2 separate regions of the Homo sapiens genome follow, and region 2 is linked to region 1. The links are chromatin loops, found by intact Hi-C in ENCODE. Cell type or tissue: PC-9. All regions are shown on one strand. Links, peaks and the distances in the headings refer to the core of each region. The heading gives the core; the rest is flanking DNA.

Region 1 (5,385 bases), core at 136-5,135:
ACTGGCAGTTTCCAGAGGACAGGAAAGTGCGGGGCGGTGGGGGTTGGGGCGGGAGATGAAGAGAGGCTGATTAATGGATACATATATACAGTTTGACAGATTGGTAGGGTGACTATAATCATCTATTGTATACTTCAAAATAGCTTGAAGAGAATAACTCAAATGTTCTAGCATAAAGGCAAATATTAAAGGTGATGGATATCCCAATTACACTGATTTGATCTTCATAAATTAGATGATGTATTATCATACATACCCACAAAATGTGTACATATATATCAATTTAGAAATTAAATTGAATTTTAAAATTTGGGGGTGAGGAAAAAAAAAAGCAGAGCAGGGAATTCAATCCCGATCTTTCTGACTCTAGAGCTACTTAAAGCCAGAAAGAAAGAGAAAGCTTTATTTAAGAAAAAATGCTGGCCGGGTGCAGTGGCTCATGCCTAGCACCTTGGGAGGCCAAGGCAGGTGGATCACTTGAGGTCAGGAGTTCAAGACTAGCCTGGCCAATATAGTGAAACCCCATCTCTACTAAAAATACAAAAATTAGCCGGGCATGGTGGCACGAGCCTGTAACACCAGCTACTTGGGAGGCTGCGGTCGGAGAATCGCTTGAACCCCAGAGGTGGAGGTTGCAGTGAGCCGAGATTGCACCACTGCACTCCAGCCTGGGCAACAGAGTAAGATTCGGTCTCAAAAAAAAAATGTTGAAGTATATCCATGCCCGTGTCAGGAGAATTAAGTTAATATCAATAAGCACACCAATAGTGGTAGCACACATTGTTGATTCAGCACTTCCATTTTGCCAGGTGCTGGGCTAAGTGCTTTATATATATAATTACCTTTCATCTTCAAAACCCTCTGAAGTTGATTCTACCACCACCATCTTACAGAGGCAGAAAATGATGTTCAGAGAGGTTAAATAATTTTTCCCTGGGGACCCTGGGACAGGAGGTGGCAGAAATGGTTTTCAAACTAAGGTCCTACTCCATAACCCTTGCTCTACCCTATACCATCTCACCAAGCAGTATAAATGAACTAACTCATAACTGCTTCTGAGGGATAGAAACTTTGTACAGAAAGATCCCTCTTACAACCCCATCTGGAAGGTCTGACACTGTAGATGGTTGCATCATTTGCTCTTATCTTCAAGGAAACCATCCCAAGCACCTTATAGGTCTTTGATAGGATTCTGACTGAGGCACAGCTTAGAATTATGAAGCTGAAAGGAACCTTACAGAGCCTCTGGTCCAACCCCTGTTGTTATAAAAATGAGGAACTTGAGGTGCAGAGAGGTTAAGTGGCTTGCCCAAGATGGTACAGCTGATGGCTGGCAGAGCTGCTCCTAAAAATCCAGATCTCATGTGCCCAAGCCAGTGCTCTACTCTGTTCAAAAATACTGTATCCTCCCTGGGTCTTCTTTGGCCTTTCAGCCCATCTACCTTCCTCCAATTTGCCTGATAAATATCGCTGGAGAATTCTGCTGACAATCATTCTCACCTGGGGATGCAACAAATCTCTCTCCTGAATAAGAGTTTTATGAGGCAGGAGACTACGAATCAACAAACCGTAAGAAAATTGGATCATGCACATTTTATAACATGTGTGTTTATGAGGCAGGCATACTTTCTCAGCCAATAGAGAAGAGAAAGTGGATGGGAAAAAGGGATGGGATTGTACCCTATGAAGGTGAGCTGGGTGAAGAATCTAAGTTGAACAACATCTAACACAACTGAATTTCAGTATATTGGCATACTTCCTTTTGTGCAATGTAGGTGTTCCTGGGTGTCAACCAAATTTTCCTACATAGAATCTATCAATCACAAAAAGTTATTTAGATACCCTCCTCCCAATACAATCAGTGTACCCTTAGTCATGTAAAGAAAAAAAATCTCTTTTTGAGTGAATCTTAATTGTGTTGCTACAGGCTGTTAATATACTTTCCAAACCTCTTACCAAGCTGGGTGACCAGGCAATTTCCCCCAGTGAAGGCAGGAATAACAGTGCCTACCTCAAAGGCCTGCTGTAAAGTTTAAAAGGGATGATACACACAAAAATGTTTAGAATAGTGCCTGGCACACCCTAAGTAGGATATTAAATATTAGCTACTATTATGTTGATTTAGGGAAGGAGCTCGGTGAGATCATTAGAAAGCTATAGTCCCCCTTCTGGGATAGGTATCCACTTTTCTGTAGAAAACAACCCAAAGAGAGATGTCTTAGACTGTCAAGTACAAAGTGAATAGAGAATCTAGGGTAATTACAACCAACGCCTCCCATATTTTTCTCTTTCAGAATCCTAAATCTGCCAAAGAGGTTTTACAAATCTCTTTCTCAGTGGGGCAGCCCAGGGACCAAGAAATGGATAGTTTCTTGAGCCTGGAGGGCAAATTTTCTTAAAGGCAAGTGGTTGCCTTGGGGTTTCTTTTCTTTAGTTGTCAATGTCTTGGTCACTCTCCAAGATGTTTAGAATGTAGCTCCCGTCAGAGGCACTTGCAGCTTATGAATGACCCTGGCCTATCATTCACTCATATGGCTCTGGGTATGTTTCTATCTTATCTTTCAGGGACAGACCTGGGCTTTCTGACTAGAGAATTCACTATGAATAGGTAGAGAGGTCCTTCTGCTCTGAATGGTTTTCAATTCCTGCACTCCAGTCCTCACTTGTCATTCATGTGTTAGGTCTACCTGCCAGTAGCACTCTGTCAGCAGGGTTGTTAAGCAATCTATGACCTCTGTAGGAAATGAGTCATATAGTTAGCACGCAGCAAAGGTTAAGAAAGAACAGTGATAATTCAGGGTTGGAGCATGGAAACCAGTAGTAGCTAAACTAGTTATAAATCCCCCAGAGATTCAAGTGTTGGGTGTTTGGGCCATACCAGTTGTGTTTTTATTTTTGTTTTAGTGGCAGGGTCTTGCTCTATCACCCAGATTGTAGCGCAGTGCCACAGTCATAGCTTGCTGCAACCTCGAACTCCTGGGCTTAAGCAATCCTCCCACCTTGGCATCCCAAAGTGCTGAGACTACAGGTGTGAGCCACTGTGCCCAGCCCCAGTTGTGTTTTGAATATTGTTCTTTCCTCTCAATAACATCTTCAAATCACTTATTTTCAAGGCAGTTGCTACTGGCAAGATGTAATAAGTGCACTCAACACAACATCACTCTTCTCAGGAGAATCCTGCCAACTAGTATTCTTAACCATAAGATGGCTATGACTGACTTAAGGGTCAAGCCTGGACTCACTGCTTTGTTACTCAACCCTGTAAACCCTTTATTGGAAGACCAAAACTTAAATTTCTGACATGAAAGTGTATAGAGAATGAGAACTGTCACCCAACTTTCCAATACTGAAACCATCCCCTCATCCCGCTGTATTTTTATAGCTGCAACTAAAAGAACTATAGCCATGGCACCCCTGATCTGTACCTTATTCCTTCAGCTGTAATAAAATGTTCTCCCACTCCCCTTGCCTTTTTTCTCATGTCAAGCTCTGGAGGAAACAATTGTTATCCCAGGAAGGAGAAGGTGGCAGATGCTTTCTGCTATTGGCACATAGATAATATCAGCTCAGGGGGAATGTACTTCCACCCCTGTGCCCAGTAAGTGCCAGGATCTGGTCCAGGGAGGCTGAGGTGGCTCTGCTGTTGGGTGGTGGGAGAGCAATGTTAACAAAGCACTCAGGCTGTGCTGTGCACTGATGACTCAGGAATCCCACGCGATCCCACGCTCATGCTAGTCGCCACATCCAGGAACTAAAATAGACCTCTGGTGCTATGAGACAGCAGGCCTTTAGATCTGCTCAGAAAAATAAGCCCGGTCCTAACAACTGGCATGCTATTCAATACAATGGAATGTTACACAGCCATTAAAGATGGCAATTATGTGCACTGTGTGGGTGGAAACCAGAATGTGAAATAATGTTAAGTGAAAACAGCAGAATAGGAAAGAGCAGATATACATGCTGATCCTAACTATGTAAAGCATACATATAAGAGCACTTCTCTAAAGAACTTAAAAGAATGAAGAGTTCCACAGTTCTTTTACATTCCACACCCCCTACTCCAACACATTCTTAATATACATTTTTTTTTTTTTAGAAAATTGTCATGCTGATTACACTAGGTTACAAAGACACCTGTCTTTTAGCTAACACAGGAGTTAACTCCACTGATAATGTGGTTCAGGGACTAAAGGAGAACTGAATACTAAGGGGGCTGGTGCCCCATCATTTGGAGCAACGTGGATGGAACTAGAGGTCATTATGTTAAATGAAATAAGCCAGGCACACAAAGACAAATATCGTATGTTCTCACTCATATTTGGGTGCTAACAAAGTTATCTCATGGAGGTAGAGAATAGAATGATAGATACCAGAGGCTGGGAAGGGTGGAGCGGGGAGCGGAGAAAGAGATGTCGGTTAATGAATACAAACATACAGTTATAATAGAAGGAATAAGTTCTAATGTCCAATAGCACAGTAGGGTGACTATAGTTAACAATCATTTATTGTATATTTCAAAACAGCTAGAAGAGTTTAAACATTCCCAACAAAGAAAAAATGTTTGAGGCAACAAATATCTCAATTACCCTGATCTGATCATTACACATTGTATGCATATATCGAAACATCACATGAAAAAATATGTGCAACTATTATGTATCAACAAAAATGGCCTGGATCGTTCCTCTTCCTCCCCTCGCCCCCTTATGTTCAGGGAACTTGCTCAAACACAATTACCATTTCAGGTTTGGCACTACAGTGAGAAATTCCTTCCTAACTCCAAGCCGACCAAATAAGTCTAAGATGGGAGATTAAGAAAATTTACATTTCCAGCCTGGGCAACATAGCGAGACCTCATCTCTACTAACGATCAAAAATTAGCCAGGCATGTTGGCACATGCCTGTAGTCCCAGCTACTCAGGAGGCTGAAAAAAAAGGGTCACTTGAGCCCAGGAGACTGAGGTTGCAGTGAGCTATAATCACAGCACTGTACCCAGCCTGGGCAACAGAGTGAGACGCTACTCAAAAAACAAAAAACCAAAAAATAACTTATATTGAACCTCTTTTAGTTGGGCCACTGTGTTTTGAACTAGCCTTGCTTATATGGAAAGAAAGGAACTAGATTTTTTTTTTGATAGGCTTCTATAAGTTCCATATTTGTAAAAGAATTGTTGCACACTACCCCTCTTGTCACCTTGTCAGGGTTGGTACTTACAGTCAGTCAAACATCTAGCACATATCTGGGTATCTGAGTGAGTAAAATTCTCTCCCTCGAGATGTGGCCTTAACACCTTTCCAGACCTGGTTTTTCTAGAATTAGCTTTCAATCAGTATATTTAGTTTTCCAAAGACTATAGTTAGTTTCTTTTAACTTTGCATTTTGAA
Region 2 (5,385 bases), core at 331-5,330, 83 kb before region 1:
TAAGTAGGTAAGTATTTCACAGGGCAGAGTCAGCTGATTATGTACTAAAGAATTTCCTAGATATAAAGCCCCATGGGCTTAGATGGAAAGTCCTGGTGAGTACCCTACCCCACAGATGCCTGCCCCACCCCCACCCTGGAACATGACAATAAACTCTGTAATGTTAAGGACCATGACCATATGAGATGCAGGCATGAAGGGGCTAGCTGAAAGGGCACTGAAGGTTGACCTAGGCTCTAGGGAGGGGCACTATTCTCTACTGTCCACTTCCCTTGGCCTGCTCTAGAACTAGAAGTCAGCTTCCTAGCAGGAGTAAGAGCAGTGCTGGCAAGATGAAGTGGAAGGGAATGGGCTTCAGCACTGGCCTGATTGGTTGTTCCTGGAGTCAGAGTTCATACAACCCTTAGCAGGAACTGCCCTCTCCAGTTTTCTTCCCACAACCACGGTTTGAAAGGTGTGTAAGGAAGAGCATACAGGAGTTAATGTCCTGAAATTAGAAAGGAAATGGGCCCCTCTACCATCCTTCTCCTCACTATCCCAGTACGAATCTATAAGTACATGTGAGCATATGCTCAGCTTTCATCCCAGGCGTTTTAGGACTTCTCTCTAGAGAGAATTCAGTGGTGCCTCCTGATAAGGAGTGTTTAAGGGGAAAAAATGTTTGGGATGAACCCAACCATAGCTCAGAAAATACTGCTGAAACCACTAACACATTAAAATGCTTTCATAAGGACCTAAGAGGACTTAGAGGCTTGTACCATGATTAAGAGCATAAGCTCTGGAGCCTAAGGGCATAGGACTGAATCCTGTCTCTGACACTAGCTGTGACCTTGGACAGGCCTCTTAACCTTCTTATGCCTTAGAATCATCTGTAAAATGGGAGATAACAATACCTACCTCATAAGGGTTGTTGTGAGGATCGAATGAAATAATGCATATAGGCCTGGCACAGTGGCTCACGCCTGTGATCCCAACACTTTGGGAGGCCAAGGCAAGTGGATCACCTGAGGTCAGGAGTTCAAGACCAGCCTGGCCAACATGGTGAAACCCCATCTCTACAAAAATACAAAAATCAGCTGGGCATGATGGCGGGTGCCTGTAATTCCAGCTACTTGGGAGGCTGAGGCGGGAGAATCACTTGAACCCACAAGGCGGATGTTGCAGTGAGCCGAAATCGCACCACTGCACTCCAGCCTGGGTGACAGAGCGAGACTCCATCTCAAAAAAAAAAAAAAAAAAAAAAAAAAAAAAAGCATATAAAACACCTAGTACCGTGCCAGGAATATAGTAGGTGCTCATAAATATAAGCTATTATTTAGTTCTCCCACAGTGCCTCACAGTCCTATGCCCATAGTCTTTGAAGTTCTTGTGGAGCAAATGAAATTGAAAACTATTAGTTTATTTCTTTTCCTAACATGCAAATTTGCCCATACTTAGCCTACCAAATTTCCAATAATATGAGAATAGCTGTTGTTACAATGGCCTACTTCTTTTCCCCAAACTTCATAGTTATGTCTGCCTTTTCCAGAAACCATTTTCTGGCCCTGTCTCTGCCTCCTCTCCACTCAGCAAGACTTGTCCCTACACATGTACCCTATGTTGCTTTAAGATTTAAGAGAGTAGGCCAGGGGTGGTGGCTCATGCCTGTAATCTCAACACTTTGGGAGGCCGAGGCAGGTGGATCACCTGAGGTCGGGAGTTCAAGACCAGCCTGACCAACATGGAGAAACCCCGTCTCTACTAAAAATACAAAATTAGCCAGGCATGGTGGCATATGCCTGTAATCCCAGCTACTTGGGAGGCTAGGGCAGGAGAATCACTTGAACCCGGGAGGTGGAGGTTGCGGTGAGCCAAGATCATGCCACTGCACTCCAGCCTGGGCAACAAGAGCAAAATTCCGTCTTAAAAAAAAAAAAAAAAAGATTTCAGAGAGGACTGTGCGGCCTCGGCTCGTGGGTCTCTGAGACCTGAAAATTGAGAGCATTTTCGCACCCCAGAGGCTGCTACTGGCAACTCTGCGGCCTTCACCATGCCACAGAACGAATATATTGAATTACACTGTAAACGCTATGGATATCGTTTGGATTACCATGAGAAAAAGAGAAAGAAGGAAAGTCGAGAGGCTACGAACGTTCAAAGAAGGCAAAGAAAATGATGGTCTGAAGGCTAAGCTTTACCATAAACCGTGCCATGCTGAGAAAATACAAATGAAAAAGACTATCAAGATGCATGAAAAGAGAAACACCAAACACAAGAATAATGAAAAGACTCCACGGGGATCAGTACCTGCCTATCTGCTGGACAGAGAGGCACAATCTCGAGCTACAGTACTTTCCAATATGATTAAACAGAAACGAAAAGAGAAGGTGGGAAAATGGGAAGTCCCTCTGCCTGAAGTATGTGCCCAAGGAGAAACAAAAGTATTAAAAGTTATTCGAACAGGAAAGAGAAAGAAGAAGGCATGGAAGAGGATGGTTACTAAAGTCTGCTTTGTTGGAGATGGCTTTATAAGAAAACCACCTAAATATGAAAGACTCATCAGGCCAATGGGCTTGCATTTCAAGAAAGCCCATGTAACACATCCTGAACTGAAAGCCACCTTTTGCTTACCAATACTTGGTGTAAAGAAGAATCCCTCATTCCCACTGTATACAACTTTGGGTGTTATTACCAAAGGTACTGTCATTGAGGTAAATGTGAGCAAACTGGGACTTGTGACGCAAAGAGGCAAAGTTATTTGGGGAAAATATGCCCAGGTTACCAACAATCCTGAAAATGATGGATGCATAAATGCAGTCTTACTGGTTTGACAGCAATTTAATATATAATTATTGAGGACTACAAACCAATTGAAAAAACTGCCATTACTGTGATGTTTCTGAATACCACCAAACAGCCTTATATGTCTGCAATCATCAAGAGATTTATTAAATTGCAAACATTAAAATGGTTAAAAAAAGATTTCAGAAAGTAAGAAGAGAGTAGTCAATTTTAAAAGTGTTTGCAAATGGAAGGGAGCAAGTTCCCTGCCCCACTACCATATTTCACAATTCCATCTTCTCCTGTGTATCTGGAGGATTTTTACAGAACCAAAAGGCCACCATCTGTAGGAAGTTCTAAGGGTTCATTTACATAATGTATCACTAGAGTCTTTTCTCCTTGGGTGAGGGCAGCAGGTTTTTCAGGTCAGAAACTACTCCACACCCCTAAACTCTCTGCATTCCCAGGATGTTAAGTCACTGAGGAAGCTGGGGAGAATATACAGAAGGAAAATTTTGCCTGGTCCAGTACTGAGGCACACTTTTTGCCCTGTGTAGCGTCATTTTATCTCCAATTGACTTCCTTAGATCAGTATGTGTCTATATGTTTCCATAGCACCCACTCCTTAAGTAGCTGATTCACATGGCTTTTATGGACCAAATTATTGTTCCATGCTGCTCTTGATTTTACTTGAGGGTACAGTGACTATTGGGGAGAAATTCTTGCTTGAATTCCAAAGAAGTAATGTGTTCTTCTGGAGGTCTGATAGATTAGTTCTTTCAAGCCTCACCTTGAATAACATAGTTAGAAGACAGCAGGTGAGCTTTATATGACAATAACTAAGTCTCTTCATCATGAAAAATGGAATGGGGGAGTTGGGGTTGAAGAAAGGAGCTCTCCACTGTTCCAAAGCAAGTCCATACAGTCTCTCCCAAATTAAGTTATATAATCCTTTTAGTCCCAAACAGTGGCTGATGAAGGGAAAACCATGCTAGCCATGCCAAGAAATAAGATACTTTGGTTAACAGCCCTGCTACTTAGAAGAGAGAACTCCCTCAACATAATGTCCTGACATTGGATAAGAGGAGAGGAAATGACTAAAGATAAATTCTTAGCATGCTACCAAGAGTAAAATTGGATGAGGACAGGAAGCCCTAGGTCAGATTGTTCACAATTTCTTGAAGTGTTGTGGTGGCCACGACTAGGAGTTCTTTTAATTTTCCTGGTCTGTGAGGGGCAAGCATTAGTTAGGTAAATGCTGGGATATTTGGTCCCAATAGGCAGTGGCCATAGTAACTTCAATCCCTTGGTTACCTCAGAGGTAGCTGGCTGACATTCCTATCAAAATACCCAACTGATATGAGATGTAAACATTGAGATATAGGAGAAAAGGAGACATGCATTCGTCCACTGGGGGTATAGGAACGAACAGAGGGTTGATAAACATATGTTCCTTGTTATAAAGTAAAATCCTGGCCGCGTGAGGTGGCTCATGCCTGTAATCCCAGTGCTTTGGGAGACCGAGGCGGGTGGATCACTTGAGGTCAGGAGTTCGAGACCAGCCTGGCCAACATGGTGAAACCCCATCTCTACTAAAAATACAAAAATTAGCCATGCATGGTGGCGGGCGCCTGTAATCCCAGCTACTCGGGAGGCTGAGGCAGGAGAACTGCTTGAACCCAGGAGGCAGAGGCTGCAGTGAGCCAAGATCACACCACTGCACTTCAGCCTAGAAAACAGAGCGAGACTCCATCTCAAAAAAGAAAAAAAAAAAAAGTAAACTCCTGTAGGCAGAAACCAGTACTGATGATGATTTAATGTGATCTTGTTTCCCTCCTCTGCCTTCACTCTACCTTGGAGTGTTAGTCACCCATCCCAATCGCAAACAACATGAAGGTGATGTCTCAGCCATTATTACTTTCTTCCCTACACACATACACATACACACACACACACACACACACACACACACACACATTAATGAAATACTCAGGACAACAGCAGACACAAAGCAGTCTTCATTTCTTCCACACATCGGAAACATTTTCAATTACAGTTCAGCTTCTCTGAGGTCCACATCAAGTAGTAAAATACCAAGAGCACAGAAAAGCTGGGTTGGAGGAAATCTCTGCTAATGAGGCACTAAGTGAGAGGCTTCACTTAACAATTCCAATAGACAAGCTGGAGGCCCATGCAGGTCCCTGAGAAAAAGAGTCATTTTGGCTTATGCCCTGAAGGAATTCTACTCTGCACTTTCTCCTTAGAGTGTGCCTATGAAGTGCCACTGTAAAGAGAGGTCCTTGCTGAATGGCCACTAGTAAAATCCTAACAGAGAGCTAATCTGCTTGGGGAGCAGCTTTTTTAATAGTGGTGATTTTCTTCTCAGCCAGAGCTTCTCACTGGAATTAAAAAGACCCCAGCCACACTGACAGTTGCAGGTTCCACATTAGTCAGACTGTTTCCTGGGAGGTACTCTTAGCTGGTAAGCTGTCATATCCTCTGATCAGTCAGGATATATTCTAGCGGGATTCTGGGCCTTCAGCTCAGCCCAGGAAAGCTCAGAAATGCATCAAGCAAATGAGCAGAGCTAGAAGGTCACTTTAGAGAGCCTAAAGTGTTTGAAGA

The links. Hi-C counts contacts between places; a loop is a spot of excess contacts. Peaks named below come from ENCODE experiments on the same cell type or tissue, not always from the same donor. Only the 100,000 strongest peaks of a DNase experiment are listed, where the experiment ranks them.
Region 2: it touches region 1 in a loop (4-fold over the local background); 3 of 110 quality-filtered maps call a loop at or near these places.

The regions. Positions count from the first base shown.
Region 1 is chrX:100,991,886-100,997,270 of GRCh38, forward strand. It overlaps a transcript of TRMT2B not described here. Among named protein-coding and RNA genes, the nearest start is that of ARL13A, 25 kb to the left of the region's middle. In PC-9, for the core only: no CTCF peak of the experiment used is centred there; DNase peaks (open chromatin) are centred at 2,726 and 3,776; H3K27ac peaks cover 3,635 bases.
Region 2 is chrX:100,908,682-100,914,066 of GRCh38, forward strand. It overlaps XKRX (XK related X-linked), which reads right to left. Exons shown (of 3, transcript NM_212559.3): 3 at 4,764-5,385. It also overlaps the pseudogene NSA2P3. Among named protein-coding and RNA genes, the nearest start is that of XKRX, 18 kb to the right of the region's middle. In PC-9, for the core only: no CTCF peak of the experiment used is centred there; a DNase peak (open chromatin) is centred at 3,190; H3K27ac peaks cover 2,209 bases.